Regions from separate parts of the Homo sapiens genome. Here region 1 is linked to region 2. Evidence: chromatin loops called from intact Hi-C (ENCODE). Cell type or tissue: heart left ventricle. All regions are shown on one strand. Links, peaks and the distances in the headings refer to the core of each region. The heading gives the core; the rest is flanking DNA. Region 1 overlaps COL26A1 (collagen type XXVI alpha 1 chain). Region 2 holds the start of COL26A1 (collagen type XXVI alpha 1 chain).

Region 1 (15,616 bases), core at 4,574-12,573, 47 kb before region 2:
CCCTGAGGCCACCAGCTGAGTAGTGCAAGATAAGTTAGCCAACCGACCAACCGACCAACTGACCAATGTGTGGGGGCCGTGAGAGGGGACGAAGCCAGCAGGGGAAGCAGCGGTGTAACAGGCACAGAGCGGAGAGAGACCACGGCAAGTCTAGAGACTTGCCTGCAATGGGAAGTGGCCAGGCCAGGCACAGTGGCTCACACTTGTAATCCTAGCACTTTAGGAGGCTGAGGCAGGAGGATCTCTTGAGCCCAGGAGTTCAAGATCAGCCTGAGCCACATAGTGAGACCCTGCCTCTACAAAATAAAAATTAAAAAATTAGCCCAGGCGTGGTGGCACACACATGTAGTCCCAGCTACTCAGGAGGCTGGGGCAGGGGATGGCTTGAGCCCAGGATCATAGTGGCTATGATCATGCTACTTCACTACAGCCTGGGCAACAGAGTGAAACCCTGAAGAGAGGAGGAGAGGAAGGGAGAAGAGGGGAGGGGAGGGGAGGGGAGGGGAGGGGAGGGGAGGAGGAATGAGAGAGAAAGAGAGAGAGAAGGAGAGAGGGAGGGAGGGAGGAAGGGAAAGAGCCAGAGAGAGAGAGAGAGAGAAAGAAAGAAAGAGCCAGAAGGCTGAAGGAAGGGGAGGAGCCAGGAGAAAGGAAGAGACATGTGACCTGCCGGGCTAGGGAATAAATGCCTTCAGAGTACAAGAAGCAAGGGGCAGCAAGCTTGGGCAGTGGAGAGGAGGAAAGAGGAAGGGACGTACACAAACAATACGGGATCAGGTTAAGGTGCTCCCACCTCCTCCTCCCATCCCCATAGCCTAGAAATTGAAAATTAAAAAATAAGTCCCTGGCCGGGTGGTGGCTCAGCACTTTTGGGGTCCGAGGAGGATGGATCACTTGAGCCCAGGAGTTTGAGACCAGCCTGGGCAACATAGCGAGACCCCATCTCTACAAAAATATTTAAAAATTACCTGTGGTGGCACACGCCTATAGTCCTAGCCACTCAAGAGGCTGAGGCAGGAGTATCACTTGAGCCCAGGAGGTTGAGGCTACAGTAAGCTGTGATCATGCCACTGCACTCTAGCCTGGGTGACAGAGCGAGACCCTGTCTAAAAATAATAATAAAATAAAATAAGAAAAAAAGTCCTCAAGGGCATTGGAAAGAGAGAAGCAATGGGCCAGACATTTGGAGGGGTCCCTAAGAGACAGAAAGTAGATGGGCCCACATTGAAGGCAAAAATCACAGCCAGAAACACACAAAAGAGGACCGGGGCTGAAGCTAGGAGCCACATGGGGGCACAGATGCAGATGAGGAGGTAGAGAGGGACCCAAAGGTGACCATCAGAGAGATTGGTTAGGGGACCACCATAGAAAGAGCTGGACAGGTAGGACCCGGGTCCTTGTCCCTGCTGGTTTCAGGAATCAGGCATTGGAGGCTGAGTGCGGTGGCTCACACTCATAATCCCAGCATTTTGGGAGGCCAAGGTGGGAGAATCGCTTGAGCTTAGGAATTCTAGACTAGCCTGGGCAACATAGCAAGATCCTGTTTGTCTCTACAAAAAGTATATATATACGACTGGGCATGGTGACTCATGCCTGTAATCCCAGCACTTTGGGAGGTCAAAGTGGGCGGATCACCTGAGGTCAGGAGTTCGAGACCAGCCTGGCCAACATGGAGAAACCCTGTCTCTACTAAAAATGCAAAAACAAATAGCCAGGCTTGGTGGCACACACCTGTAGACCCAGCTACTTGGGAGGCTGAGACGGGAGAATCACTTGAACCCAGGAGGCAGAAGTTGCAGTGAGCCGAGATCGCACCACTGCACTCTAGCCTGGATGACAGAGTAAGACTCCATCTCAAGATATAAATATATTATAGATATAGATATCTATAGATATATCTCTATATCTATGTCTAGATATAGAGATATATCTCTATATCTATGTCTAGATATAGAGATATATCTCTATATCTATGTCTAGATATATAGATATACCTGTATCTATAGATATGTAGAGATACATAGATATGATAGTGCCACTGCACTTTGGCCTGGGTGACAGAGCGAGACCCTGTCTCTATTTAAAAAAAAAAAAAAAAGATATTAGGCATTGGATTCACCTGTCCTAAGGTAGGTATGGTCACAGGAGTGGGTGCTGGCTGACCTCAAAAACTGGTGACCTTTCAGTCTTGGGGGATGGAAAAAAGAAAAAAAAAAAAAAGCTTGTGACCTCCAGGAGAAACAGGGTCACTCTCAAAGTCAGACAGATAAATGAATTCTTACACACTCGTTTCCCATTCTTCATCCATACCTCCAGCCCACCAACAGACAAATTCTCAGGAAACAGAAACAAGCTAATGGAAAACCCCAGATACCAAGACTTTCAAATTATTTGAGGAAAAAAGGCCAGTATCATGGAAGAAAGGCACCAACTCAACAGGCAATAAATCACATCCCCTTAAAAAATAGTAAAGCAAATAGATGGAGATAATTTTTTAAAGCATAATTAATGTCCTCAAAGAAATAAGACAATGTATCACTCACTAAAAAATTCTGGCCAGGCATGGTGGCTCACACCCGTAATCCCAGCACTTTGGGAGGCTGAGGCGGGTGGATAGCTTGACCCCAGGAGTTTAGACCAGCCTGGGCAACATGGTGAAACACTGTATCTACAAAAATATACAAAAATTAGCCAGGCATGGTCCCTGACATGCCTGTGGTCCCAGCTACTCAGGAGGCTGAGGCAGGAGGATCGCTGGAGCACAGGAGTTTGAGACTGCAGTGAGCCATGATCGCACCGCTGCACTCCACACTGGGTGACAGAGCAAGACCCTGTGACATACACACACAAAAAAAATGAAATTAAAAAAATGCATTATCTTAGAAGTGAAATGTATGACTATGAAAAACAGAATGGAAACAGCTAAAGGGCAAACCGATGAGCTGCAAATCTAAGCTGTGACCTTTCCCAGTAGCCACTGCAAAAAGAAAAGGAGATGGAAAACAGGCAGAAACAGGCAACAAGGGACCTAGAGGAAGACCAAGGACCAACATCTATATAGTAGTAGCTCTGGAAGGCATGATCAAAAAAGAACAAAGAGAAGCATGTACTTGAAGAAATAACAAGAAAATTTACAAGAGCTGAAGAAAGACATGAGTTCAGGCTGGGTGTGGTAGCTCATGCCTGTAATCCCAGTACTTTGGGAGGCCGAGGTGGGTGGATCACTTGAGGTCAGGAGTGTAGTGGCATGATCATGGCTCACCACAGCCTCAACCTCCTGGGCTCATGCAATCCTCCCATCTCAGCCTCCCAGATAGCTGGGACCACAGGTGTGCGCCAACATGCTGGCTAACTTTTGCATTTTTGTAGAAACAGGGTCTAGCTATGTTGCCCAGGCTGGTCTCAAACTCCTGGGCTCAGGTGATCGTCCCACCTCGGCTTCCCAAAGGGCTGGGATTCCAGGCGTGTGCCACCATGCCCTGCTAAACTCAGGTTTAATAGACATGAAGAACAAGAAAAAAAAATTCCATATAGAGATTTAAATGTATAAGCAAATATTAGGTATAATCTTACATCAAAAAATTTCAAAAATCCTGACTACTGGACAATTTTCTAGGAAAATACATATTACCAGTACTAGCACACTCAAAAATACGTGAAAGGGGTTGGGTGCAGTGGCTCACGCCTATAATCCCAGCACTTTGGAAGGCTGAGGTGGGAGGATCACTTGAGCCCAGAAGTTCCAGACTAACCTGGGCAACACGGCAAGACCCCATCTCTATACAATAAAAAGTAAAAATTAGCCAGGCATGGTGGCACATGCCTGTGGTCCCAGCTACTCGGGAGGCTGAGGCAGGAGGATCGCTTGAGATCAGGGATCAAGGCTGGAGAGAGCTATGATCGCACCACTGCACTCCAGTCTGGATGACAGAGCCAGACCCTGTCTCAAAACAAAACAAAACAAAACAAAAACATGGAAGAAAAGGGAAAGTAGTGAAAAGTTGAGCCCTCTTCTCACAGGCACCAGGAAACCTAGTTTAAAACCAGGTTCTGCCACAAACCTGCTGTATGACTTAGGCAGAGTGATGTCCCTTCTCTGAGCCTCAGTTATATTTAAAATCTAACTTTTAAGGTTATGATGAGGCTGGGCACAGTGGCTCACGCCTGTAAACACAGCACTTTGAGAAACCAAGGCGGGTAGATCATCTGAAGTCAGGAGTTCGAGACCAGTCTGGCCAACATGGTGAAACCCAGTCTCTACTAAAAATACAAAAAATTAGCCGGGCATGGTGGAGGGCGCCTGTAATCCCAGCTACTGGGGAGGCTGTGGCAGAAGAGTCGCTTGAACCTGAGAGGCGGAGGTTGCAGTGAGCCAAGATCGCACCACGGCACTCCAGCCTGGGCGACAGAGAGAGAGACTCCGTCTCAAAAAAAAAAAGGGGGGGGGTTATGATCAGGACTAAATGAACACATCCCAGTCAGTAGTGTGTAAATCATGCAGCATTACCAAAATCAAGGCATCATTCTTAATCAACTGGTTACTTAAACCCTACAAAGGAATCTAACAGCTTAAAGACAGTCCTAGTTTGCAGATGGAAAAGAAAGTCTAAGAGGTTAAACTTCATTGCCCATAGCTACAGCTCAAACCACAGGCTGAGCTGCAAAGGGAGTCTAGTCTTCCTGACCCGAGGACTGGCGGGATCCCACCTACCCAGTACAAACTGTGAATTCCACCTCTGCCAATTAAAAAGGTCCTGAAACTGTGGGAGACTTCAGCAGCCTAGGCCCTTCCTTTGATTCTACTGGAAAGCCTCAGCTCCAGCTCAAGCACTCAGTGTGTGTTTCCAAAAAGAAAGGTGAGCCGGGCGCAGTGGCTCATGCCTGTAATCCCAGCACTTTGGGAGGCCGAGATGGGCGGATCACATGAGGTCAGGAGTTTGAGATCAGCCTGGCCAACATGGCAAAACCTCGTCTCTAATAAAAATAAAAAATTAGCCGGGTGTGGTGGCAGGTGCCTGTGATCCCAGCTGCTCGGGAGGCTGAGGCGGGAGAATTGCTTGAGCCCGGGAGGTAGAGGTTGCAGTGAGCCGAGTTCGTGCCACTACACTCCAGCCAGCGTGACAGAGCAAGACTCCGACACACACACACACACACACACACACAAACACAGAGTGAGAGCGAGAGCGAGCGAGAGAGAGAGAGAGAGAGAGAGAGGTGACTTTCCTCAGGATGGTTTAATGTGGGATCCTGAGATCCGCCCGAGGGTTCTAGAACAGACAGGCCGTCGTCCAGCATCTCTGAACCACACTGAGTCAGGGCTTTCCATAGAGAAATGAGCTGTGAATTGGAAAACATTTCCAAATACCTCAAATCACCGTCCCCATAACATTTGGTCTTTAAATGGGCTGGAAATGGCTTCCAAAAATCAAAACTTGGCCAAAAACAACGAAGAAGGGAGGCAGAGACAAGGAAAGGGCTCCAGGCCTTTCCAGATGGAGCTCTAAAGCCTGTGCATCCCCAGGTAGCCGCGGTTGTGGGGACCCCCATTGCCTTGCCCCTAGGATCCCTGCGTCCTGAGTGTTTTGTCTGCCTCTGTCTGCTGTCTGGTGGTGTCGTCCTGCCACCGCCCACCTGCGCACCTCAGCTCCTGACTATGGCGGGTGCACAGCAGTGGGTGAACAGTGCTCTGGGGGCCATAAAATAACTGCACCCAGAAAGGTGCTTAGCAGGAGACACATGTCCCTTTCACGACCCTCCTGGAAGGACTGACCCAGGAGGACAGAACTGGGACATGGCAGGCCTGGTCCTCGAACTGCCAAGAAATGAACACACTCCCGGCAGCCTCCATCAGGATGGCAAGGGACTGGCATTATCTCTGGGCATCATCTCAGCAATGTTCCTTCCTCATTTCCCTTCCCTTCTCCCCAGCTGAGCACTCAGGGAGGGTCCAAGACAGTAAACTCACTCCTAGCAAAGGTCTTGAGGACGGATCTGCTCCCAAACAAGTCTCCTTTTCTTTTTCTTTTCTTTCTTCTTTTCTTTTTCTTTCCTTTCCTTTCATTTCCTTTCTTTTCTTGAGATGGAGTTTTACTCTTGTGGCCCAGGCTGGAGTGCGATGGCATGATCTCAGCTCATTACAGCCTCCGCCTCCTGGGTTCAAACAATTTTCCTATATCAGCCTCCCAAGTAGCTGGGATTACAGTCACCCGCCACCATACCCGGCTAATATTTTGTATTTTTAGTAGAGACTGGTTTCGCCATGTTGGCCAGACTGGTCTGGAACTCCTGACCTCAAGTGATCTACCTGCCTTAGCCTCCCAAAGTGCTGGGATTATAGGCACGAGCCACCGCGCCCGGCCACAAGTCTCTTTTTCTTGCAAGAGGCGGCCCACTTCACCTAGGGGGAGGAGCAATCAAACCGTCCCGAGCCACCACCAGCTCAAGGCTTGCTTGCACAGTACTTTCACCCCACCAGGCGTTTGGCTCTGTGACTTGGCTGAGCCATCAAATCCTTAATTGGCGGTTAATAGAGAAAACAAGTGCTAAGTGATTTCAGGAAATCATGTCATGATGCGATAGAGAGATCTTCAGGACACTTCCCAGGTTCATGCCCATCTCGGAATGTGACCAGTCAACCCCTCTCCGAGGCTGCCTGCTGCCCTAAGAGATGCTGCTGAAGCAGCCTCTTCCCCCCATTGCCCTGGTGACACGGGACAGGGGAGCCCCAAAATTGAGGCTTAGCCAGGGAGGGTTCTTAGTTTCCCCCAGGAAAGAATTCAAGGACAAGCCAGTGGTGTTGCAACTTTTATTGAAGTGGCAGTGCACAGCAGCAGCAGAGGTCCTGCTCCCTGCAGAGCAGGGCTACCCCAGAGGCAGTGTGCCCAGAGTAGCAGCTCAGAGGCAGGGCTGCACTCATATCTATACCCACTTTTTTTTTTTTTTTTTTTTTTTGAGACGGAGTCTCGCTCTGTGGCCCAGGCTGAAGGGCAGCGATGCAATCTTGGCTCATTACAACCTCCGCCTCCCAGGTTCAAGGGGTTCTCCTGTCTCAGCCTCCCTAGTAGCTGGGATTACAGGTGCACACCACCACGCCTGGCTAATTTTTATACTTTTAGTAGAGAGGGGGTTTCACCATATTAATCAGGCTGGTGTCAAACTCCTGACCTCAAATGATCTGCCCGCCTGGGCCTCCCAAAGTGCTGGGATTACAGGCATGAGCCACTGTGCCGGCCCCACTTTTAATTGTATGCAAATTGGGGGTGGTTTATGCGTAAACTTCCAGGATGAGGGTGGTAGCTTTAGGGTTGTTGGGTCGTTGTCATGGAAAGGGGTGGTAACTCCTGGTGTTGTCATGGCAATGGGAAACTGACATGGCGCACTGGTGGGCATGTCTTATGGGGAGGCGCTTCTGCCCCGATCTGTTTTGTTTAGCTAGTCCTCAATTTGGTCTGGTGTCCAAGCTCTGCCCCTGGAGTCAAGTTCCACCTCCTACCTCACCACCTCTACCCCAGCCTCAGGCTTGGCCTTCCAAGCCCCAGTGCTCCTAACTGAGCTTTGCTTTGAGGGTTGATCTCATGCGTCCCCTCCCTCCCCAGGACACTTGAGTCCCGAGCCTGAGTCAGAGACCAGGGCTTTTGTTTTTTCTTTTGTTTTGTTTTGGAATGGAGTCTTGTTCTGTTGTCCAGGTTGGAGTGCAGTGGCACAATCATAGCTCACTGCAGCCTTGACCTCCTGGGCTCAAGCAATTCTGCAAGGCCCCAAGGCCTTGCCAGGGCCCCCCTCCTTTCCACCAGAACCACACAGTCTGTCCCCACTTCCTCATCCTGAGCTCTGTCCTGGCCCCCTGTTGAGTCACCACTGTGCCTGCCTGCTTGCCTAGACAGTGGTCACACACCGTCATGTCCCACAGGACACTGCAGTACACACAATGCCAACCTGTCCAATCCAACTGAATCCATCACTATTCAACCCCGACTTGCTCCTCCAGCTTGGAGGCCAGCACCTCTAAGTTCCCCGTTTCCTTACCAGGAGCAAATCACCCAGACTCCACCTTCTCCTTTCCTCCCTCCCTTCCCTGCCTCCTTACGGCCAATTAGGCACCGTGCCTGCAAGTCCGTGTCCTGACGCCCCTCCCATGGTGGTCCTGAACCTCGGCCCCTCCTGCCCTCCCAGCCTGCAGTCTCCTCTATCTACCACCAGAGGGCGCGCTCTCAAGCACAGACGTGGCCGTGTCCCTCCCGCGAGCCTTCCCTGACCCTCCAGCCAGGAAAGGTTCTCCTGTCCCACAGGGCCCCCTTGTATGCCTCTGTCTTAGCCTTCGTCCTATGGGAAGACTCCCAGCTCCTGAAGACGGCGGACACAGGGCAGGCCTGGTAAAGTTCTGTTGCTCCGACCCCAACCCCTGCATCCCAGAAGGAGCCCTCCCATCCACAGTCACTCAGCTCAACCACAGCAGCTGCTCTGGGCTGTGGTCTGTGCCAGGACCTGAGCCCCAGCAGGATCTGAGCCATCTCAAGGTTGGGGGTGTCCAGCTTCAGGCCCAGCTCCCCAGCACCACACCTGCCCTCACTGTTCTAATTACCTGGCCACACCTGCCCAATCCCTCAGAAAGGCCAGTGCCAGTGAGGTTGCCTGCCAACTGTGTTCAAGAAGCTCTGTTAGAACTAAGGTTTGCCCAGCCTGGGCAACGTAGCAAGACCCCAGCTCTACAAAAAAAAATTAGAAAAAAAAATTAGCTGGGTGTGGTGCCTCATGCCTGAAATCCTAGCACTCTGGAAGGGTGAGGTAGAAGAATCACTTGAACCTAGGAGGCAGAGGTTGTAATGAACTGAGATCGTGACATTCCACTCCAGCCTGGGCTACAGAGCAAGACTCCGTCTCAAAACACACACACACACACACACACACACCAAAATTAGCCGGGCGTGGTGGTGCACACCTGTAGTCCCAGCTACTCAGGAGGCTGAGGCAGGAGAATCTCTTGAACCCGGGAGAACTCAATCATAAGATGTTTGTTATATATTTTTTCCTTTCTCTCTGACCTTTTCATCCTTTATGCATGATTACATGTACAGTCATTTCAACAGACAGTAGTCACTAATAATTCACTACCTTCCTCTCCTAGTCCCAGGCAGGCTGTCCAACAAGATTAATAAACTTCTTTTCTTAAGAACAATGATCCTTAGTCATGTAACTTCTTTTGTGACAACCAAAAGTTGCTAAGATGCAGGTACGGTAAAACAAGAACCCACTATTTTTCCCTAGTTTGCTCTTCTGTAATAACTTAGCATTCAGGAGTCATGTTATTGTGAAACCTAAGACTGGTCTTTGCAATACTTTTTAGAGTTTGCATTCAGATGAACTGATGAACCAACGAACACCAGCTGGCCCAGCAATCCATGACCCTCCACCACCCAGAAATGGACTTGGTGCACAAAGATAGTTTTAACACCCTTAAGAGTTCATGCCCAACCAATCAGTAGCACCCATTCCCTAGCCCCCTGCCCACCAAACCAACCTTAAAAACCCTAGCCTCTGGCCAGGTGCGGTGGCTCACACCCATAATCCCAGCACTTTGGGAGGCTGAGGCGGGTGGATCATGAGGTCAGGAGATCAAGACCATCCTGGCTAACATGGTGAAACCCTGTCTCTACTAAAAACACAAAAAATTAGCCGGGCGTGGTGGTGGGCACCTGTAGTCCCAGCTACTCGGGAGGCTGAAACAGGAGAATGGCATGAACCCGGGAGGTGGAGGTTGCTGTGAGCAGAGATCACACCACTGCACTCCCGCCTGGGCAACAGAGCGAGACTCCGTCTCAAAAAAAAAGACCCTAGCCTCTGAAATCTCAGGAAGGTGGATTTGAGAACTATCTCCTGTCCTCCTCGCTCAGTTGCCTTGAAATAATTAAATGCTTTCTCTGCTGCAACACCTGCTGTTTCAGTATTTTGGCTGCATCTGCATGGTGGGTGAGAACCCTGATCAGGTGGTAACACACCTTGATCTACTTCCAGCTTCTACTTCCAGCTTCCAGAACTATGAGAAGATAAACTTCTTTTGTTTAAGCCACCCAGTCGGTGGCATGGCAGCCCTGGCAAATGAATACATGTACATTCTTCTGTTCGGTCTTCTCAACAATGTGACATGCAGGAATTTTACAGATAAGAAACTCCAGAGAAGACCACAAGTCACAGAATGAGTATGTAGTAAATTTATGCCTTGAAACTCAGTCTTCTCATTCCCAACCCCATGCTCCATCCACTTTGCTAATGAGAACAGGTGGATAATCAGAGAGCAAATAAAATATCCCCTCATAGGTCCTTCTTACCCATATCCCTCAAGGACCAGGAAAAATAGCAAGGAGGAGGAACTATCCCTACTCCTGTTTGAAACCAGTGAGATGAGAGTTGAGTGTGGTTCAGACCCCAGCCAAGCGCATGGAGTGGTTTCTCTTCCCCTCCTCATTCTGCTACCTAAGCAAGGTGTCCTGATCATCTTCACCCAAATCTGGGTGGTAAGTACTGTTATTATTCTACTTTTACAGAGAAGGAAACTGAGGCACAGGAAGGAGTAAATAACATGTCCAAGGCAACAACAAGTCAACGGGCAACTCTTAGACACTTTGCTAAACAGCCAGACGATCTGGGTCTTGGCACGTGGCTGTCTGTCTTCTTGAGGCCATGCCTCTAGGAGAGGAAGACCTTGACTGGGGAGGCAGTAAACTGCTGCTGGGAACTGTGGAAGACCAGGAGCCAGCAGAGACAGGGGCCTGGGTCTTAGGAGAGAGTTGGGATCCAAGCTAGATCTGCACAGCCGCAGCAAGGAGCCAAGTCTAACAACATGAAATACAACCAGGCAAATATGAAGTCCTGCACTGCAGCCCCAGAGCCCAGAGGACAAGCCTCAGATGGGATGTAGAGGTTCTTGCCAACAATAAGTTCAGCATGAGTCAACAGAGTTGTGGCCTCTACAAATCAAAGGCCATCCCAGGCTGTCTTACTAGCAAAATAGCATCAGGAACACACCTTGTTCCCCTCCATGCCCACCAGCCCTTGTGGTAGATGTTGGGCTGTGCCACCCAGATCCCCTGCATTGAGAAAGGCTTTTAGCCCCAGCTACAGGAAGTGCTGTCAACAGACATCCATCATTCAGCTGCTCAGAGTCACCTCATCCAAGGTCCCAGCTCTTCCTGGGGCACCCTCCATCCTGTGACTGGTGGAGGCGCACTTGAAAAGCCTGGACATATCCCTGCCTGGGGACAACGCTGAAAGAGCATCCCAGCTGCAGAGCCTCATGGGGTCTGGGGCAGCTGTCCTGGCCTATATGGAGGCTCGTCTCCTTCTGCTCATTCCTGCCTCAGTCCCCTCCCTTCCCCAGGGATTTATCCTAAAAGCCATCCCTAATAAACACCCTCCATGTTAGACTCTGGCTCAGAATCTTCTTCCACTGATGCAGTATAGGTGAACCCCAGTGTTGGGGCTTAACCAGGGAGGGTTCTTGGCTTAGCCTAGGAAAGAATTCAAGGGCAAGCCAGTGGTATTAGCAAATTTATCAAAGCAGCAGTGCACAGCAGCAGCAGACGTTCTGCTCTTTACAGAGTAGGGCTACCCCACAGGCAGTGTGCCCAGAGTAGCAGCTCAGAGGTAGAGCTTCACTCCTATTTATACCCATCTTAATGGTATGCAAATTAACAGGCAGGTTATTCATAATTTCTGTATAACCCGCCCCTTAATTTGCATATGATTAAGTGGTAACTTCCGGGTGATAACTTTGAAGGGGTGCTAACTGCTGGGTTATCAGGTCATTGCCATGGAAAGGGGCTGTAACTTCTGGGTGTTGCCATGGCAATGGTAAATCGTTATGGTGCTAGGGGGTATGTTTTATGGAGAGGTGCTTTCACCTCTTCCCTGTTTTAGCTAGTCCTCAATTTGGTCCAGTGTCTGCACCCCACCTCCAGAGTCAAATCCCATCTCCTACCTCACTGAGGACTCTCCCTGTGTCTGCCATGAGGTTCAATAGAAATGCAGAGAAACTGCCACCCAGAGCCCCGGGAGGAGATATCTATGGCCACTGTCCTACAAGCAGAAGGTGATTGAGCTGGGAGGGAGGGGAGGCTGATGTCAGAGTTAGAGCCGTGAGCTTCCATGGGAAGAAAAGTCATCACCCGGGATTTGGCCAGGTGAAAAGGAGGTCCCATGGCTCCTCAGGCTCAGACCTGCCCTCTCTAGAAGAACAGGTGAGGGCTGTTGAGGACAGGTTCCTCAGGAATATCGAGCAGAGACAAGCGGAGGGCCATGGTGAAGGCAGCCAGCTTTCTGCCCCAACATCCTGTAGGGGAGTTGGACCAGACTTGCTCTCATGGCCCCAGAGGGCATGGAGTCAGGTCAGAGCATTAAGCTGCTGGGAGACAGGCATCACTCAGGATAAGGAGGTACCCGCTGCCAGGAAGAGCTGCCCACAAGTGCAATGGGCTGCCCACAGTGGGTGGAGTAGATACCCCATCCTTGAAGGGGCGAGCAGGATACCCACTCGATGGGGGTGGAAGGTGGAGACATGTTGGCTCTGGAGGAGCTTGGAGACTCACCCTATTGGAAAAGAGGAGGTGAAAACGTGGAAAGTAGGATGAGGTTTTCTTGTTTGTTTTTTACAGGGACAGCATCTTGTTCTGTTGCCCGGGCTGGAGTGCAGTGATGCAATTCTAGCTCACTGCAGCCTCAACCTCCTGGGCTCAAGCAATCCTCCTGCCTCAGCCTCTCAAGTAGCTGGGACTACAAGTGCGTGCCACCATGCCCAGCTATTTTTTTAAGAAATGTTTTGCAGAGATGGGGTCCTGCTATGTCGCCCAGGCTGGTCTCAGAACTCCTGGGCTCAAGAGATTCTTCCACCTCTCAAGTAGCTAGGACTACAGGCCTGCACCACTGCACCCGGCCAACACATGGAAAGTTTTTAAAGAAGGGAACTCAGAGTGGGGTTCCAGGAGTACCTGCTGGGGCAGGATGGAGAGGCAGAAGCTGGAAGCTGAGCCCAGTGGGGGTAAATGGACAGTCCATGAAGGTGCTCATGGCCATAGCCCCCCAACAGCCCCCTGAGAGCACTTCTCCATCATCTGTCTGCCATCGAGCAAATTGGCACAAATCGGGTCATCCCTTCCAGCAAAATGAGTGTCTCTGAGGCTGCTGTTCCTGTCCATCACTCATCCGCCTCAACACCGCAGGGAGTGGTGGTTTTGTTCACATAGGAATAGCCGAGTGTATGTAACACCATGGCCTGATCAGTTTTTCGGGCACAAAAAACAGTAGGAGTGTTTGGATAGCAGATAGACCTGCCTGCGTTTCCTCATAATAGTTTTTACTGGAACTGTCCATTTCGAAGCACCGCAGGGAAGGAATTGAAAAGTTAAGGTCATTGATTTTTGGAGGGAAAAGATGATCTGAAATCTCCATGGCGACTGACCAAATCTTTTTGCAAAAACACAAAGGCGATGACATGGTTTCCAGGGCGCAGCACGGAGGTCTGAAGGGCAAAGGAGTTGTGTGGATTTCCATCCGGGGAGGAGGGAGAGGGGCTCCGGGAGTGCACGACCTACTCCACGGAGCACGGCCGTGCCACCAGCCTCTCAGCTTCCTCCCTCCTCGTTATCTGCATTTATTCTCCAGCAGCTTCCACGGTGGGGAATTTTGGGGCCCACCCCACCTGAGAGCCAGCCCCACAGGCAGCATCGGCTCCTTGCCTGCGCACTGGCGGGAAGGGCTGGCGGGGCCACTGATGGATTGAGTTTTCCATGTGGAGGGGGCAGCTGAGAAGTATGTGATTTGGCCAAGCAGGCTGTGTGGTTTTGAGCACTTCAGCAGTGATCCCCAACTACCGCCATTAATAGGAGGGCCAGAGGGAACAGGCTAGGGGGAGAGATGGTGCCAAGCGCTTTCTATAGGGTCGGCACTTAGGGAGGATCATGTGAGGGAGGACCACGTGAGAAAAGATCAGCATTCAGGGAGGAGCACATTTAAGGAGGATCATTTTAGGAAGCATCAGCATTCAGGGACAATCAGGATTTAGGGAGGACCAGCATTCAGGGAGGATCAGCATTTGGGGAAAAAAAAATTAGCTGGGCATGGTGGCTTGTGTCTGTAGTCCAATTTGGGGAGCTGAGGTGGGAGGATCACTTGAGCCCAAGGAGTCCAAGGCTGTAGTGAGCTGTAATTGTACCACTGCGATCTGGCCTGGGTGATACAGTGACTTTGTCTCTAAAAAAAAAAAAATGTAGATACCATGTGGGTAAAAAGTCTTGTCTCCTTTCCTTACCAGAAGAGATAGAGCTAGTTCAGGATTATGATTATATTTTCATTATAAAGTATAATTTTTTTTTTTTTAGAGACGGAGTCTCGCTCTGTTCCGTCACCCAGGCTGGAGTGCAGTGGCGCGATCTCAGCTCACTGCAAGCTCTGCCTCCCGGGGTTCACGCCATTCTCCTGCCTCGGTCTCCTGAGTAGCTGGGACTACAGGCGCCTGCCACCACGCCCGGCTAATTTTTGTATTTTTAGTAGAGACGGGGTTTCACCGTGTTAGCCAGGATGGTCTCGATCTCCTGACCTTGTGATCTGCCCGCCTCCGCCTCCCAAAGTGCTGGGATCATAGGCATGAGCCACCATGCCCGGCCCATAAAGTACAATTATTTATTTGTTTATTTATTTATTTTGGAGACAAAATCTCACTCTGTGACCCAGGCTGGGGTGCAGTGGCATGATCACAGCTCACTGCAACCTCTGCTTCCTGAGCTCAAGCAATCCTCCCTCTTCAGCCTCCTGCGTAGCTGGAACCACAGGCGCGTATCATTACACTTAGCTAATTTTCGCACTTTGTTTTTGTAGAGACAGGGAGATTCACTATATAGCCTAGGCTGGTCTTGAGCTCCTGGGCTCAAGCAATCCTCCTACTTCAGCCTCCTAAAGAGATGGGATTCCAGGTATGAGCCACTGTGCCTGGCCTATTTATAGTTTAATGGTAACATCTGCTATGCTTAGAAGTTTGCAGTCCACAAATTTACATTCATATCGGTGCTATTGTCTTTGGGACTTCTGGCTCCCCTGGGAAGGTGAACTGCTACTTTGTAGATGGAAAACTGAGGTTGTGGCATTGAGATTTGCCCAAAGCCATTTGGGGGGGGAGGGTAAATGGTGCAACCAGGACACCAAGTGTCTCCCGGTCTCACATTCTCACGCCTTGATAGTATGTTTTGACAGCAGGTTGTTTTGGCGAGGATGCTTTCAGATGCGTTGTAAAAACCCTACTGATAAATTGGGCTTGAACAACCAGGTCACTTAAGATTTCACATATTGAGAAGTGAGTGGCTGCAGAGTTGGCTAATTAGGCAGCATCACACAGTCAAAGACCCTGCCTCCTGCTCTGCCTTCCCCAGGCTGTCTTGCCTCATGGCTCTAAGATGGCTGCCACCGCTCCAGGCTTCACAACCTCACACAACTGTGTCCAGAAATAAGGACACAGCTTCTCTTCTTGCATAGCTCTGTTGCCCAGGCTGGAGTGCTATGGCATGATCTTGGCTCACTGCAACATCCACCTCCCTGGTTCAAGCGATTCTCCTGCCTCAGCCTCCCAAGTAGCTGG
Region 2 (15,616 bases), core at 4,767-12,766:
CCTGGCATGTTGGTGGGCGCCTGTAATCCCAGCTACTTGGGAGGCTGGGGCAGGACAATCGCTTGAACCCTGGAGGCGGAGGTTGCAGTGAGCCAAGATCGCACCACTGCACTCCAGCCTGGGCAACACAGCCAGACTCCGTCTCAAAAAACAAAATGCTCCCCAGAAAAAGATTCCAAGGCTTCATATATTTGTGGAACTCCCCCGTCCTTGCAACCTTTGCAAGGCATATGAATGCAGTCCACGGTCACATTCATGAACAGAGGGTTTACTATCCTTTTTCCTAAGAACATTATTAATATTAACCCATGTAAGCCCCAGAACAACTTAATGAAGTACTGAAGTCATTCCCATTTTACAGATGAGAAAACTGAGGCACAAAGACTCCCAGGCTCCCACAAACCCTAACTCCCCTAGCTCACTTTGCACACATTTGTATCACACCAAATTCCACTCTTGCTCATGGATCTGTTTTCCCCAACCAGTCTCTGAGCTCATCAAGGACGGAGGCTGGGTCTGAAACATCTCACTGCCCCAGAGACAGGGTCTCACTCTGTCACCCAGGCTGGAGCGCAGTGGTGTAATCATAGCTCACTGCAGCTTCAACTTCCTGGGTTCAAGCGTTCTTCCCACCTTAGCCTCCCAAATACCTGGGACTACAAGTGTGCACCACCATGCCCAACTAATTTTTTAAAGTTTTTTTTTTGCAAAGACAGGGTCTGACTATATTTCCCGGGCTGGTCTCAAACTCCTGGGCTCAAGTGATCCTCCTACCTCAGCTTCCACCAGGACTACAAGTGTGCACCACCACACCCAGCTAATTTTTTAATTTTTTTTTTTTTTACAGAGACAGGGTCTGGCTATGTTGTCCCAGCTGGTCTCAAACTCCTGGGCTCAAGTGATCCTCCCACCTCGGTCTCCCAAAGTGCTGGGATTAAAGGCATGAGGCACCATAGCTAATCACAGTTGCCAATTCTTGAATGTAGGGAACCAGAGAGCAAAGGCAGGGGTCCAACACTGCAGAGGCATGCAATCCAGTCGGAGGGACAAGTCCCCATGGATGTGATCATCCACTTCCCCAGAGTCTGCTGAGCTCTTCCTCCATGCAGGCCACCAGGCACAGCCCCCTGCCTTCACGTTTGAGTCCCCAGCCTCTACCCTACCTACACGTGGGCTCAGTGAATGCAAGGTGATTAAATGCCTGACCTGGAGCGGCTCACATTTCCAAGAGGCAGTGGTGGGTGGTGGGCAGGGCTAAGCTCCAGCTCATGCACGCTTGCCCAAGGACGGCTGCTCAGAGCCACTCCTGTAGGGAGTAAATGAGGAAGGAGAAATGACTCCATCTGCAAGGAGGGAAACTGGGGAAGTGAGTTCTAGAACCAAAACCACAATCACAGATGCAGGGGCTACCCACAAATCACAGGTGCAGGGGCTACCCACAAATGAGATGAACAGAAAGCTGGGAGGTAAATCCAGAGAGACTTCCTGGAGGAAGGGTGCTTGTGGTTCTACCAAAAGAGGGGGGAGTCAAGGTAAGAGGGAGGCATTTTGAGTGAGGAGGGGACACACCAAGCACTTTGGCTTAGACGAAACCACAAGAAAGTGAATTCAGAGACAGAGAGAGTTTGAAGCAGCAGGTATAGATGAAGGAAAGGTGGGCAGGGTGCAGTGGCTCATGCCTGTAATCCCAGCACTTTGGGAGGATGAGGTGGGCAGATAACCTGAGGTCAGGAGTTCGAGACCAGCCTGGCCAACATGACAAAACCCCATCTCTTCTAAAAATACAAAAAATTAGCCAGGCATGGTGGTGCATGCCTGTAATACCAGCTAGTCGGAAGGCTGAGGCAGGAGAATCGCTTCAACCTGGGAAGCGGAGGTTGCAGTGAGCTAAGATCGTGCCACTGCACTCCAGCCTGGGCAACAGAGCCAGACTCCGTCTCAAAAAACAAAAACAAAACAAACAACAACAACAAAACAAACAGTGTGTCAGCTTGATTTTATACTTTTAAATATCTAGCCAAATGGTGAATGGTCTTCATCTTTAGTCTTGCCCCAAGCCCCAAAAAGGTTAGGGGTGGCCAGGACTTGCAGGTGCTATAAGATCAGGGAAGTCTATTCTTACCCCTGAAAGGCCATATCAACCAGCATCATTTAAAATGTCCTCTTCAGGCCAGGCGCGGTGGTTCATGCCTGTAATCCCAGCACTTTGGGAGGCTGAGGCGGGTGGATCACCTGAAGTCGGGAGTTTGAGACCAGCCTGACCAACATGGAGAAACCCATCTCTACAAAAAATACAAAATTAGCCAGGCATGATGGCACATGCCTGTAATCCCAGCTACTACGGAGGCTGAAGCAGGAGAATCGCTTGAACCTGGGAGGCGGAAGTTGCGGTGAGCCGAGATCATGCCATTGCACTCCAGCATGGGCAACAAGAGCGAAACTCCATCTCAAAAAACAAATAAATAAAATAAAATAAAATGGACTCTTCAAAATGTACCCCAAGAAGAAACTGCTGATGGGAATGCAAAATGCTGTAACCCCAGTGGAGGGAAACTTGACGCTATCTAGCAGAATTAAACATGTGTTTGCCATTTACCAACACAAGTGTCTATCAGTAGAGGACTAGCTGAATAAATACAGTCACTCACACTGTACAGAACAACAGACCCATAAAAATGGATGCAGAACTCTACTAAAAAAAAATACAAAAATATTAGCCGGGTGTGGTGGCGGGTGATTATAGTCCCAGCTACTCAGAAGGCTGAGGCAGGAGAATGGCCTGAACCCGGGAGGCAGAGCTTGCAGTGAGCCGAGATTGCGCCACTGCACTCCAGCCTGGGCGACAGAGCGAGACTCTGTCTCAAAAAAAAAAAAAAAAAAAAAAAGATGCAGATTACCTTTGCTTTATTTATTTATTTATTTAAGACTGAGTCTTGCTCTGTCACCCAGGCTGGAGTGCAGTGACGTGATCTCAGCTCACTGCAACCTCCACCTCCTGGGTTCAAGCAATTCTCCTGCCTCAGCCTCCTAAGTAGCTGGGATTACAGGCATGCGCCACCATGCCCAGCTAATTTTTGTATTCTTAGTAGAGAAGGGGTTTCACCATGTTGGCCAGGCTGGTCTCGAACTCCTGACCTCAAGCGATCCACCCACCTTGGCCTCCCAAAGTGCTGGGATGACAGGCGTGAGTCATCATGCCCCCCCATCTTTGCTTTTTGATAGAGCCATCTCCACAACACGTTATGATGGAAAAAGGCCAAGTTGAAGACAGAGTAACTAGCATATTACCTCTGTGTAAGAAAAGGAGGAGGATACAGACACAAACACACACATACTCATACACACTGTTACGCTCACACACACACATACACACACAAATTGCTTACATTTGCAAAAAGAATTTTTTTTTTTGGAAAGAGCCAGATTTTGAGTGAGTTTTTTCTACCTACAAATAGTAAATAAGGGGGAAATTATAAGTATTCTAGCAATTACGAATTTTAAAAAGAGTCAAAATTATAGTACTACTTTGAAGTAGGAGGCGGGACTTGACTCTGGAGGTTGGGGTTGACACCGGACCAAATTGAGGACTAGCTAAAACAGGTTAGGACGAAGCACATCCCCATAAGACTCACTCACCAGGGCACCATGTCAGTTACCATTTGCCAGGGCAACACCCGGAAGTTACCATGCCTTTCCATGGCAACAACCCAACAACCTAGAAGTTACCACCTTCATCCTAGAAATTCCTGCATAAACTGCCCCTTAATTTGCATATAGTTAAAAGTAAGTATAAATAGTGCCAAACTGCCTCTGAGCTGCTAGTCTGGGCACACTGCCTATGGGGTATCCCTGCTCTGCAAGGAGCAGGACCTCTGCTGCAGCTGTACACTGCCACATCAATTAAAGTTGCTGTCTGAAACCACCCACTCACCCTTGAATTCTTTCCTGGGTGAAGCCAAGAACCCTCCTGGCTAAGCCCCAATTTGGGGGCCTGCCTGTCTTGCATCCACTTTGCGATCCTTAATGAAAGAATGACATACGCAATGATCACCAACACCTCAAGCATCACGAGAGAAAAAGAGAGACAACCAGACGTTGTGATTTCCAATGGAAAAACACTACAGCACCCAAGATGTAATTCTGCCAAAATAGAAAACGAAGGAGGAGGAAGAACTAGATCCAACCAAGCTCTTGATCTAATTTCCCATTATCTGGAAATAAAGAGGACAGATGAACATGTTCACAGGCACCATGAGCATATAACCAACAAAATCCTGAAAAAGGAACAATCTAGAAGGCCAAGTTTCTTCAACAAATAAATTGCAACAAAAAGAAGGGAGACAGTGGAGGAGACTTGTAGACAGTGGTGTTCTGCTGAATATTTAACACCCAGCTTTCCAGAATAAAGCCACATCCTTCTGTTAGTCAGCTCAAGGTTGCCGTAACAGAATACCACAGACTGAATGGCTTAAGTAGCAGACATTTATTTCTCATAGCCCTGGAGGCTGGGAAGTCTAAGATCAAGGTGCTGGCAGATTCAGTTCCTGGTGAGGGTTCTCTTTCTGGTTTGCAGACAGCCACCTTCTTGCTGTGCTGTGTCCTCACATGGCAAAGAGAGAGAGCTCTGATTTCTCTTCTTCTTTTTTTTTTTTTTTTTCTTTTTTGAGACAGAGTCTCACTCTGTTGCCCAGGCTGGAGTGCAGTGGCATGATCTCAGCTCATTGTACCCTCCGCCTCCCGGGCTTAAGCGATTTTAGTGCCTCAGCCTCCCAAGTAGCTGGGACTACCGGTGTGCACCACCACGCCCGGCTAATTTTTGTATTTTTAGTAGACACGGGTTTTCACCATGTTGGCCAGACTGGTCTCAAACTCCTGACCTCAGGTGATCCACCCACCTGGGCCTCCCAAAGTGCTGAGATTACAGGCATGAGCCACCGCACCTGGCCTCTCTTCCTGTTCTTATAACATCCCTAATCAAATAATGGGGCACAGCCCTCACAACTTCATCTAAATCTAGTTACCTCCAAAGGTCCCCCCTCCAAATACCACCACATTGGAGGATAGGGCTTCAACATATGAATTTGGTGGGGACACACACATCAGTCCAGAGCATCTCCTGATATAATATGGTAGACTAGACCACCTATGAAGAATTTCTGTCTCTCCCAGCAAGCCCAAATAGAGACCATAAATCTAATCAAACCTTCCAACCTAACTTCCAAAATAGAAGAGATACAGGGGGCAGAGGATCCAATTAATTACACCACTGGGAAGCAATTAGTCAAAACTAGTACGTGGACATTGCAGATCAAGTTAACTACACCACTGGGAAGGAAATAGCTAAATCTAGTACGTGGACATCGCAGAGAACAACTGGTCTTCAACAAGTCAACAGCGTGGAGGAAAAAGTACTCTCTCAAAGGGGGAAGACTTTCCTACACTAAAAGGGAGAGAAAAGACAGAATAACCAATAAGCAGACTTATTTAGATCCTGATTTGAACAAACTAACAATTAAAAACTGCTTTTTGGCCAGGCACAGTGGCTCACACCTGTAATTCCAACACTTCGGGAGGCCAAAGCTGAAGGATTACTTGAAGCCAGGAGTTCAAGACCACCCTGGGCAACATAGCAGGACCCCACCTCTATGAAAAATTTAAAAGTTAGCCAGCCATGGTGGCCCATGCCTATGGTCCCAACTACTTAGGAGGCTGAGGTGGGAGGATTGCTTGAACCCAGGAGGTCGAGGCTGCAGTGAGCTATGATTGCACCATTACGCTCCTGCCTGGGTGACAGAGCAAGACCCTGTCTTTAAAAAAAAAAAAAAAAAAAAAAAAAAAAAAAAAAAAAAAAAAATCAGACGTTAACAAGGAGCAGTAACAATGAAATTAAAGCACTCTTTGTCAAGAAACAGCCCTGTCATCATTGCCTGTCAACTGAAGCCAAGCCCCGGTAAACACACTACTGAAGGCCAAGGCTGCAAGGACCACTGCTGTCCCCAAGCCTTCAGCTTCTGGACATCTTGGATCTCAAGGACAAGGGACACTTGTGATAGATAGCTCATGAGACACAGAAACATGTGACGCCCAAGCCAGCTCCAGCCTGTAACTCACCCAGGCAACAACCAGGTGCCTGCAATGCCCACGCTGGGCTTTCTGGGCAAAGAGACTCAGTCACACTCTGGAATATCAATGTGCCCCAAGCCTCCCCAACACCTTCTGGTATCCTTTTTAGGAATCCATTGCCCACAGATTCATCCACATCCTCCCTAAACCTAATTATATCCTCTCCCTGTTCTTATCCTGGTGGAAAGAGTTCTGGAAGATTCCACACTTGTTTGAGCCTCTTTTTGTTTGTGCTAAAATGATCCCTTCCAAGTTTCTGCAGATGTCCCCAAGTTCCAACCCACCAAATGCCAGAATGAGGTCCCCATTCGCTCCCGCTCTTCATGGTCCTCACCTCTTGCTTTTTTGCAGGCGTATTTCAGGCTGCAAACACCTTTTTTTTTTTCCTTCCCACACCTTTTAATTACAAAAGTATTACATGAATATACGCTCCTTGCAAAACATCCATTCAATCCCCGTACCGGCCAGTAGGTTCTCTTAGGGACCAAGCACAGTGGCTCATGCCTGTGATCCCAGCACTTCGGGAGGCTGAGGCAGGCAGATCATTTGAGGCCAGGAGTTTGAGACCAGCCTGGCCAACGTTACATTTTTTATTGGCCAACAATACAAAAATTAGCCAGGCGCAGTGGTGGGCACCTGTAATCCCAGCTACTTGGGAGGCTGAGGCAGGAGAATCACTTGAACTTGGGAGGCAGAGGTTGCAGTAAGCCAAGATTGCACCATTGCACTCCAGCCTGGGAGACAGAGCGAGACTCTGTCTCAAAAAAAACACAGAAACCAGAAAAACATTCAGACAAGCCACAAGCAGACAGAGGGAAAATGGGACAGTCCCCTGGCCCAGCCCTAGACTTCTTCATAACATTAACTGCTGAAATGGTTTCCTAGAAACTTTTTTCAGGCATTTATCTACCTAGATGTAGATCTGATTTTCCTTTTCATAAATGAAATCGTGCTGTATATATTATTCTGTAACTTGAAAAGCTTGTTTTTTAGACAATCCTCATATGGAACTGTGCAGAGGCCACACTAGCGTGGGTGTTTGGAGAATGCTCCTCATAGAAGCCCCGGGTAAGTATTTCCAAACAAAATGAGAGAAATAGGATTGCATACAAACTTTTCCAGAGGCACTTTTATGCTTTTCTGGGTCCCGCCCTATTCAGCCATGACTGTATATTTCTTCCCAGCATGAAACATCCCTGTCTCCTTGTTATTAAGGAATTAGCCAGAAATCATCTTGGAGTCCTCTGATTTGGTAAATATCAAGGAGAAAAAAAGAACTAGGAGCTGTCTTTTAGCTTTGATAGGCAGAGCAGTATGCTAGAAAACACCAGATCTGGGCCTGGCGTGGTGGCTCACGCCTGTAATCCCAGCATTTTGGGAGGCCGAGGCAGGAGGATCTCTTGAGGCCAGAAGTTTGAGACCAGCATGTGTAACACAGTGAGATCCCACCTCTACAAAAAATCAAAAAATTAGCCAGTCATGATGGTGTACACCTGTGATCTCAGCTACACAGGAGGCCAAGGTCGGGGGATCACTTGAGCCTGGGAGATCAGGTTTGCAGTGAGCTATGATCGCACCACTGCATTCCAGCCTGGGGAGCAAGCAAGACCCTATATTAAAAAAAAAAAAAAAAGAAAGAAAGCACAAGAGGTCAGTCCTGAGTGGCTCCTAGGCCTAGCAAATCCTGAGCCTCTGTTTCTTCAGCTAAAGGAAAGATACTACTCTAATGTTTTAACCCTAGGGTTGTTAAGGATCAAAAGAAATGGAGATTGGGAGGCCAAGGCGGGAGGATCGCTTGAGCCCAGGAGTTTGCGACAAGCCTGGGCAACAGAGTTGAGATTCTGCCTCTGCAAAAAAAAAAAATTAAAATATAAAAAAGAGACGGAGGGAACAGACACAGGTAGTGCATTCCAGAGCGCTGTCATAGCTGTGTAGGTTGTAGTTATCACTAAATGAGAAAAGCTAAATTCAAGCGAGTTATGCAAACGAGGCGTTTGGCAACTTTTACTTGCATGCTTATGGTTTTCTGGGGAAATTCAAATGCGGGCTCCGGAGCCGCAGCCCTGAGCGTCCCGGGGGTGGCCATGGCGCCACCTGCCGGCCGAGAGGAAGGAGACGCCTGGCGGGTCCCGGCGCCCGGGCCCGGTGACCCTGCGCCCTCTCCAACCCCGCCACGGAGCCACCCGATCCCAGCCGGTTCCACGTCCCGGGGTGGCTGGGGAGTCGCAGCCGAGGATCCTCCGCGGCCTCAGCCCCAAAGACTGGGCGGGAATGACCCCTCTGGTGTCCTGGGGCCGCTGATAGGAGAGGGGTGCCCGGGACGCGAGGCCTTGGCCACCCGAGAACCTGCTCCGCGACACAAAGCCGCAGCCGCGCAGGTGAGCGGCAGAGCCACGTGAGCGGCCGAACGCCCCGGGCAGAGCCCCAGCCCCAGCCACGGCGGTCGGAACCACCTCTACTCGGAGCCCGGAACGAGGGGGCGAAGGTTGGGGAAGCGAAGAAAGGAAGGGACAGGGTGGGCGCGGCCAGAGACCACCGCAGCCCCGGAGCCGGACCCGAACCTTCAGCCCCCGCAACCCCGCAGCCCCGCAGCCCCGCGGCCCCAACCCCCAGCCTCCTCCATCGCTCGTTCCAGCTGCCCCGTCTGCAGCCCCCAACCCCCGCCGCCCCGCGCCCCAGCCCCCAATCGCCCTGCACCCAAGGCCCTTCGGTCTTTCCCCCCGTGACCCCAACCCCCAGCCACCGCCATTTCGTCCCAGTTGCCCCGTGTCCCCTGCCCCTGGCATCCGCCACCCCGCGCCCCCAGGCCCGAATCGCCCCGCACCCCAACCCCCTCCAGCTCTCGTTCCAGCTGCCCGGTGTCTGCAGCCCCCAGTCCCCGCTGCCCTGCGCCCCCAAGTCCCGGATCGCCCCGCTCTCCAGCCCCCAAGCCTCGCTCCAGCCACCCAGTGGCCAGGGCCCCCGCTGTCCGCTCCCTCCCCCCACCCCCCGGCCCCTCGGCCCCGAGCTACTCACCGGCGGCTCGCGTAGCCGCTGCCAGGGGAGCCGGCGCCGGGCTCGGGGTAGCCGTGCTGCTGCAGAGCTGCGGCCGAGAAGGGATAGAGGAAGCCGGTGGCCAGCGCCGACCCGCAGAGGCAGCAACACGCCCAGGGCAGGAGCAGGGCCAGCTTCATCGTGCGCAGCAGCCCGCGGGGACCCGGAGTCCCGGGCACGAGGACCGGCAGGAGCGCACCGGCGCCCGGACCGAACCCGCGGCACCGGCCGGGAGCACAGCGAGAGGAGCGGGGCGAGCGGTCGGAGCCCGGGTGCGAGCTGGAAATGTGTGGGGGGCGCCCACGCCTCTCCGGGGCCGCCTTTTCAAATTCGGCGAGGTGGGCTCTAAGCCGTCAAAGGGGGCGTGGGGCTTTTTTGTTAACCCTCGGCGGTCCGGGGCCGAGGAGGCGGCAGTGGCGGCAGAGCTAGGGTGCGAGCTCCGCAGGAGGTCCCTGGAGCCTAACACCCCGAAAGCCAGACCTCGCGCCCAGGCCCCCGCTACACACCTTAGAACCTTTGAAACCAAACCTTCTTCGGGTCCGCGAATGCTTTCGGAGCGCCCATTCTGTGTCTGCCAATTTCACCTGGACGATGTTGGTGAATCCTCGCCACACTGCCCTCGATGGTCCCATTCAGAAGTGGAAACTGAGGCTGGAGAAAGTTAAGCCAGACAAATGCGAGTCTTCCGATCCTTGTGCAGGGCTCTTTGGATCAAAGCGCTGCGTTCCCGTGAGAAACTGACCAGAGCTTCCCAGGATTCTCCTCCTTCCCCTTTAACCTCCAGCCCCCACCTGCCCCGCTGTCTCTTCCAGGTAAGAAGCTTTGGGAGGGGCGGAAGGGTCAGTTGGGGTGAGAAGTTGTAGCTAGATTGGGAGGCCGAGGTGGGCGGATCACCTGAGGTCAGGAGTTCGAGACCAGCCTGGCCAACATGGTGAAACCTCGTCTCTACTAAAAATACAAAAATTAGCCTAGTGTGGTGGCAGGTGCCTGTAATCTCAACTACAGGCTGGGCTGAGGCAAGCCAATCACTTGAACTCAGGAGGCGGAGGGTGCAGTGAGCCAATATCAGGCCACTGGCCTCCAGCCTGGATGACAAGGTGAGGCTCCATCTCAAAAAAAGAAAAAAGTTGTAGCTAGAATCACAGATTCATGAGACATCCTATCCAGAAAAGGGCTTCAGGAAGATGTAGGACAATCCCACCTTTTATAAACAGAAAAGCAGAGTCCTAGATCCCATGCTGGGCCCAAGGCCAGCCTGGACCCAAGTTTTGGTCTTTTCTATGTTGCAGGATTCCCATAGGGCTTGGACCCTGCTCCAGGCCCAGGTGGGACCAGAAATCCAGCCCGTACTCTACTCGCCCGGGTTAGGAGCATTTTGTTCCTTTTTTTTTTTTTCTTTTTCTTTTTTTTTTTTTTTTGAGTTGGAGTCTCGCTCTGTCACCCAGGCTGGAGTGCAGTGGTGCGATCTCGGCTCACTGCAACCTCTGCCTCCCGGGTTCAAGTGATTCTTCTGCCTCAGCCTCCCGAGTAGCTGGGATTACAGGCAAGCAATACCATTTCGGGTTAATTTTTGTATTTTTAGTAGAGACGGGGTTTCGCCATGTTGGCCAGGCTGGTTTCGAACTCCTGACCTCAGGTGATTCACCCACCTCCGCCTCCCAAAGTGCTGGGATTACAGGTGTGAGCCACCTAGCCCGGCCTGGGAGCTTTTTTCCTAATTCTTCCAAAAGCAACCTAAGGGTGCAGATGCCCTGAGGCTTGCTCTGCCCCTGTGACCAGTTGAAAACTCCTGTCTGTAAAATGCCTACAGGATGGAGAAAAACCATCAAATATGGAAGTGTTTGCTGGACTGGAGCACATTTTGCAAAAGGATTGTAGAGGCCAGTGGCAATGGCTCACTTCAGTAATCCTAATCCTTTGGAAGCCGGGCACAGTAGCTCACGCCTGTAATCCCAGCACTTTGGGAAGTTGAGGTGGGCAGATTACTTGAGGTCAGGAGTTCAAGACCAGCCTGGCTAACATGGTGAAACCCTGTCTCTACTAAAAAAATAGAAAAAATTAGCTGGGCGTAGTGGCATGCACTTGTAATCCCAGCTACTCAGGAGGCTGAGGCAGGGGAATCGCTTGAACCCGGGGTTGCAGTGAGCTGAGATCATGCCACTGCACTCCAGCCTGGGGGACAGAGTGAGACTCCGTCTCAAAAAACAAAACAACAAAGACCTAATGCTTTGGGAGGCTGAGGCGGGAGGATTGCTTAAGGCCAGGAGTTCGAGGCCAGCTTGGACAACATAGTGAGACCCCCCCATCTCTACAAAAAAAAAAAAAAAGCAAAGCGTGGAGGTGTGTGCCTGTAGTCCCAGCTACTCAGGAGTCTGAGGCAGGAGGATTGCTTGAGCCTAAGGGTTCAAGGCTGCAGTGAGCCATGATGGTGCCATGACACTTCAGCCTGGGTTACATACTGAGCCTGTCCTTCTCCCCTCAAAGAAGGATTGTAGGATTGTTGTTAGAAGACGACAGGAAGATGGCCAAGCATGGTGGCTCACGCCTGTAATCCCAGCACTTTGGGAGGCCAAGGCAGGTAAATCACAAGGTCAGGAGCTCGAGACCAGCCTGCCCAACATGGTGAAACCCCGTCTCTACTAAAAATACAAAAATTGGATAACTAGCCCTGCCCCTGCCCCTGCCCCTGCCCCTGCCCCTGCCCCTGCCTCTGCCTCTGCCTCTCCCTCTCCCCTCTCCCCTCTCCCTCTCGGTCTCCCTCTCCCTCTCTTTCCACGGTCTCCCTCTGATGCCGAGCCGAAGCTGGACTGTACTGCCTCTGCCTCTGCCTCTCCCTCTCCCCTCTCCCCTCTCCCCTCTCCTCTCGGTCTCCCTCTCCCTCTCTTTCCACGGTCTCCCTCTGATGCTGAGCCGAAGCTGGACTGTACTGCTGCCATCTCGGCTCACTGCAACCTCCCTGCCTGATTCTCCTGCCTCAGCCTGCCGAGTGCCTGCAATTGCAGGCGCGCGCCACCACGCCTGACTGGTTTTCATACTTTTTTGGTGGAGACGGGGTTTCGCTGTGTTGGCCGGGCTGGTCTCCAGCTCCTAACCGCGAGTGATCCGCCAGCCTTGGCCTCCCGAGGTGCCGGGATTGCAGACGGAGTCTGGTTCACTCAGTGCTCAATGGTGCCCAGGCTGGAGTGCAGTGGCGTGATCTCAGCTCGCTACAACCTCCATCTCCCAGCCGCCTGCCTTGGCCTCCCAAAGTGCCAAGATTGCAGCCTCTGCCCGGCCACCACCCCGTCTGGGAAGTAAGGAGCGTCTCTGCCTGGCTGCCCATCGTCTGGGACGTGAGGAGCCCCTCTGCCTGGCTGCCCAGTCTGGAAAGTGAGGAGCGTCTCTGCCCGGCCGCCATCCCATCTAGGAAGTGAGGAGCGCCTCTTCCCGGCAGCCATCCCATCTGGGAAGTGAGGAGCGTCTCTGCCCGGCCGCCCATCGTCTGAGATGTGGGGAGCGCCTCTGCCCCGCCGCCCCGTCTGGGATGTGAGGAGCGCCTCTACCCGGCGGCGACCCCGTCTGGGAGGTGAGGAGCGTCTCTGCCCAGCCGCCCCGTCTGAGAAGTGAGGAGACCCTCCGCCCAGCATCCGCCCCATCTGAGAAGTGAGGAGCCCCTCCGCCCGGCAGCCGCCCCGTCTGAGAAGTGAGGAGTCCCTCTGCCCGGCAGCCACCCCGTCTGGGAAGTGAGGAGCGTCTCCGCCCGGCAGCCGCCCCGTCCGGGAGGGAGGTGGGGGGGTCAGCCCCCCGGCCCGGCCAGCCGCCCCGTCCGGAGGGAGGTGGGGGGGTCAGCCCATCCGGGAGGGAGGTGGGGGCGGTCACCGCCCGGCTAGCCGCCCCATCCGGGAGGGAGGTGGGGGGGTCAGCCCCCCGCCCGGCCAGCTGCCCCGTCCGGGAGGGAGGTGGGGGGGTCAGCCCCCTGCCCGGCCAGCCACCCCGTCCGGGAGGGAGGTGGGGGTGTCAGCCACGTCGGGAGGAGGTGGGGGGTCAGCCGCCCGGTCCAGCCGCCCCGTCTGGAGGGAGGTGGGGTCAGCCCCCCGCCCGGCCAGCCGCCCCGTCCGGGAGGTGAGGGCGCCTCTGCCCAGCCGCCCCTACTGGGAAGTGAGGAGCCCCTCTGCCAGGCCAGCCACCCCGTCTGGGAGGGAGGTGGGGGGCTCAGCCCCCCGCCCGGCCAGCCGACCCGTCCGGGAGGGAGGTGGGGGGTCAGCCCCCCGCCCGGCCAGCCGCCCCGTCCGGGAGGTGAGGGGCACCTCTGCCCGGCCGCCCCTACTGGGAAGTGAGGAGCCCCTCTGCCCAGCCAGCCGCCCCGTCCGGGAGGGAGGTGGGGGGGTCAGCCCCCCGCCCGGCCAGCCGCCCCGTCCGGGAGGGAGGTGGGGGGGTCAGCCCCCAGCCCGGCCAGCCGCCCTGTCCGGGAGGTGAGGGGCGCCTCTGCCCAGCTGCCCCTACTGGGAAGTGAGGAGCCCCTCTGCCCAGCCAGCCGCCCCGTCCGGGAGGGAGGTGGGGGGGTCAGCCCCCCGCCTGGCCAGCCGCCCCGTCCGGGAGGTGAGGGGCGCCTCTGCCCGGCCACCCCTACTGGGAAGTGAGGAGCCCCTCTGCCCAGCCACCACCTCGTCTGGGAGGTGTACCCAACAGCTCATTGAGAACGGGCCGGGATGACAATGGCGGTTTTGTGGAATAGAAAGGGGGGAAAGGTGGGGAAAAGATTGAGAAATCGGATGGTTGCCGTGTCTGTGTAGAAAGAAGTAGACATGGGAGACTTTTCATTTTGTTCTGTACTAAGATAAATTCTTCTGCCTTGGGATCCTGTTGATCTGTGACCTTACCCCCAACCCTGTGCTCTCTGAAACATGTGCTGTGTCCACTCAGGGTTAAATGGATTAAGGGCGGTGCAAGATGTGCTTTGTTAAACAGATGCTTGAAGGCAGCATGCTCGTTAAGAATCATCACCACTCCCTAATCTCAAGTACCCAGGGACACAAACACTGCGGAAGGCCGCAGGGTCCTCTGCCTAGGAAAACCAGAGACCTTTGTTCACTTGTTTATCTGCCAACCTTCCCTCCACTATTGTCCTATGACCCTGCCAAATCCCCCTCTGCGAGAAACACCCAAGAATGATCAATAAAAAAAATAAAAATTAAAAAAAAAAAAAAAAAAAATACAAAAATTGGCTGGGCGTGGTGGCGGGCGCCTGTAATTCCCAGCTACTCAGGAGGCTGAGGCAGGAGAGTCACTTGGACCTGAAAGGCGGAGGTTGCAGTGAGCCAAGATCTCGCCACTGCACTCCAGAGCAAGACTCTGTCTCAATAAATAAATAAATGGAATGTCCATACTTCCCAAGTCCCAAGTCTCTGTCTTAAACTCAGAGTTGGTCATCTAGGAGTAAACAGCCTCCTAATGGAATTGCTTCGTTCCTCTCGCCCTCCTTCCCTCCCTTGAGGCCTAAAAGATTTGGAGAATTTAGGTTATCAGGGGATGTTCAGTGCCTCCCCCAAAAAGAATCTGAACTGTGCTCCTTGGGCAGTTGGCCAACACCTAATAAATGATGAGGTCATCCCCCCCCAGGAATTTGTAAGCGTTCTTCCTTCCACCTTCCCCGCATAATGAGATCTTAAAGAGCAGAGAAATTCCATATTCCATGTTGCTGTCAACCGGGCTTTATGCTGCTGGGCATCACGGTAAGGGAACAGCAATATCGTTTATTATCTTCAACTCATTTTTCCAGTGCCAGGGGCTGCACCCAAGCTAGAGTGACCATGGAGAAACAGGGAGACAAAGGAATAACATTACTCCATATAGTGCTAGAGTATTTTAGGACAAAAGCCTCTTTTTTTTTTTTTTTTTTTGAGACTGGATCTCGCTCTATCGCCCAGGCTGGAGTGCAGTGGTATAGTCTCAGCTCACTGCAACCTCTGCCTCCTGGGTTCAAGTGATTCTCCTGCCTCAGCCTCCCAAGTAACTGGGACTACAGGCGTCTGCCACCACACTCAGCTAATTTTTTTTTTTTTTTTTTTTTTTAGTAGAGAAAGGGTTTCACCATGTTTGCCAGGCTGGTCTTGGACTCCTGACCTTTGGTGATCCGCCCACCTCAGCCTCCCAAAGTGCTGAGATTACAGACGTGAGCCACTGTGCCCAGCCTAGGATGAAAGTCTTTAGGACAAGCATGAATACATCCCAGAAACTGCAGGAATAAGACAGTCATCTGAGTTTCATCTTTTTTAAACCGTGCCTCTGTCTCCCAGGCTGGAGTGCAGTGGTGCCATCTCAGCTCACTGCACCTCGACCTCCTGAGCATCATTCCTCCCACACCTCAGCCTCCCGAGTAGCTGGGACTACAGGCATGCACCACCAAGCCCAGCTGATTTTTATATTTTTAATAGAGATAGGGTTTTGGCATGTTGCCCAGGCTGGCCTTGAACTCCTGGCC

What was found. A loop is a pair of places that touch in the nucleus more often than their neighbours do. Peaks named below come from ENCODE experiments on the same cell type or tissue, not always from the same donor. Only the 100,000 strongest peaks of a DNase experiment are listed, where the experiment ranks them.
Region 1: it touches region 2 in a loop (4-fold over the local background); 34 of 110 quality-filtered maps call a loop at or near these places.

What each region holds. Positions count from the first base shown.
Region 1 is chr7:101,403,977-101,419,592 of GRCh38, reverse strand. All of the region lies in intron 1 of COL26A1 (collagen type XXVI alpha 1 chain), which reads right to left. Among named protein-coding and RNA genes, the nearest start is that of COL26A1, 49 kb to the right of the region's middle. RefSeq lists an enhancer at 7,763-8,306. In heart left ventricle, for the core only: CTCF peaks have their summits at 7,988 and 8,192 (motif pointing right); a DNase peak (open chromatin) is centred at 8,138; H3K27me3 peaks cover 1,244 bases.
Region 2 is chr7:101,356,713-101,372,328 of GRCh38, reverse strand. COL26A1 (collagen type XXVI alpha 1 chain) reads right to left here and starts at 9,454. Exons shown (of 13, transcript NM_001278563.3): 1 at 9,139-9,454. The coding sequence starts at 9,296. RefSeq lists a silencer at 8,081-8,320. In heart left ventricle, for the core only: a CTCF peak has its summit at 8,225 (motif pointing left); DNase peaks (open chromatin) are centred at 8,218 and 9,258; H3K4me3 peaks cover 1,620 bases; H3K27me3 peaks cover 3,341 bases.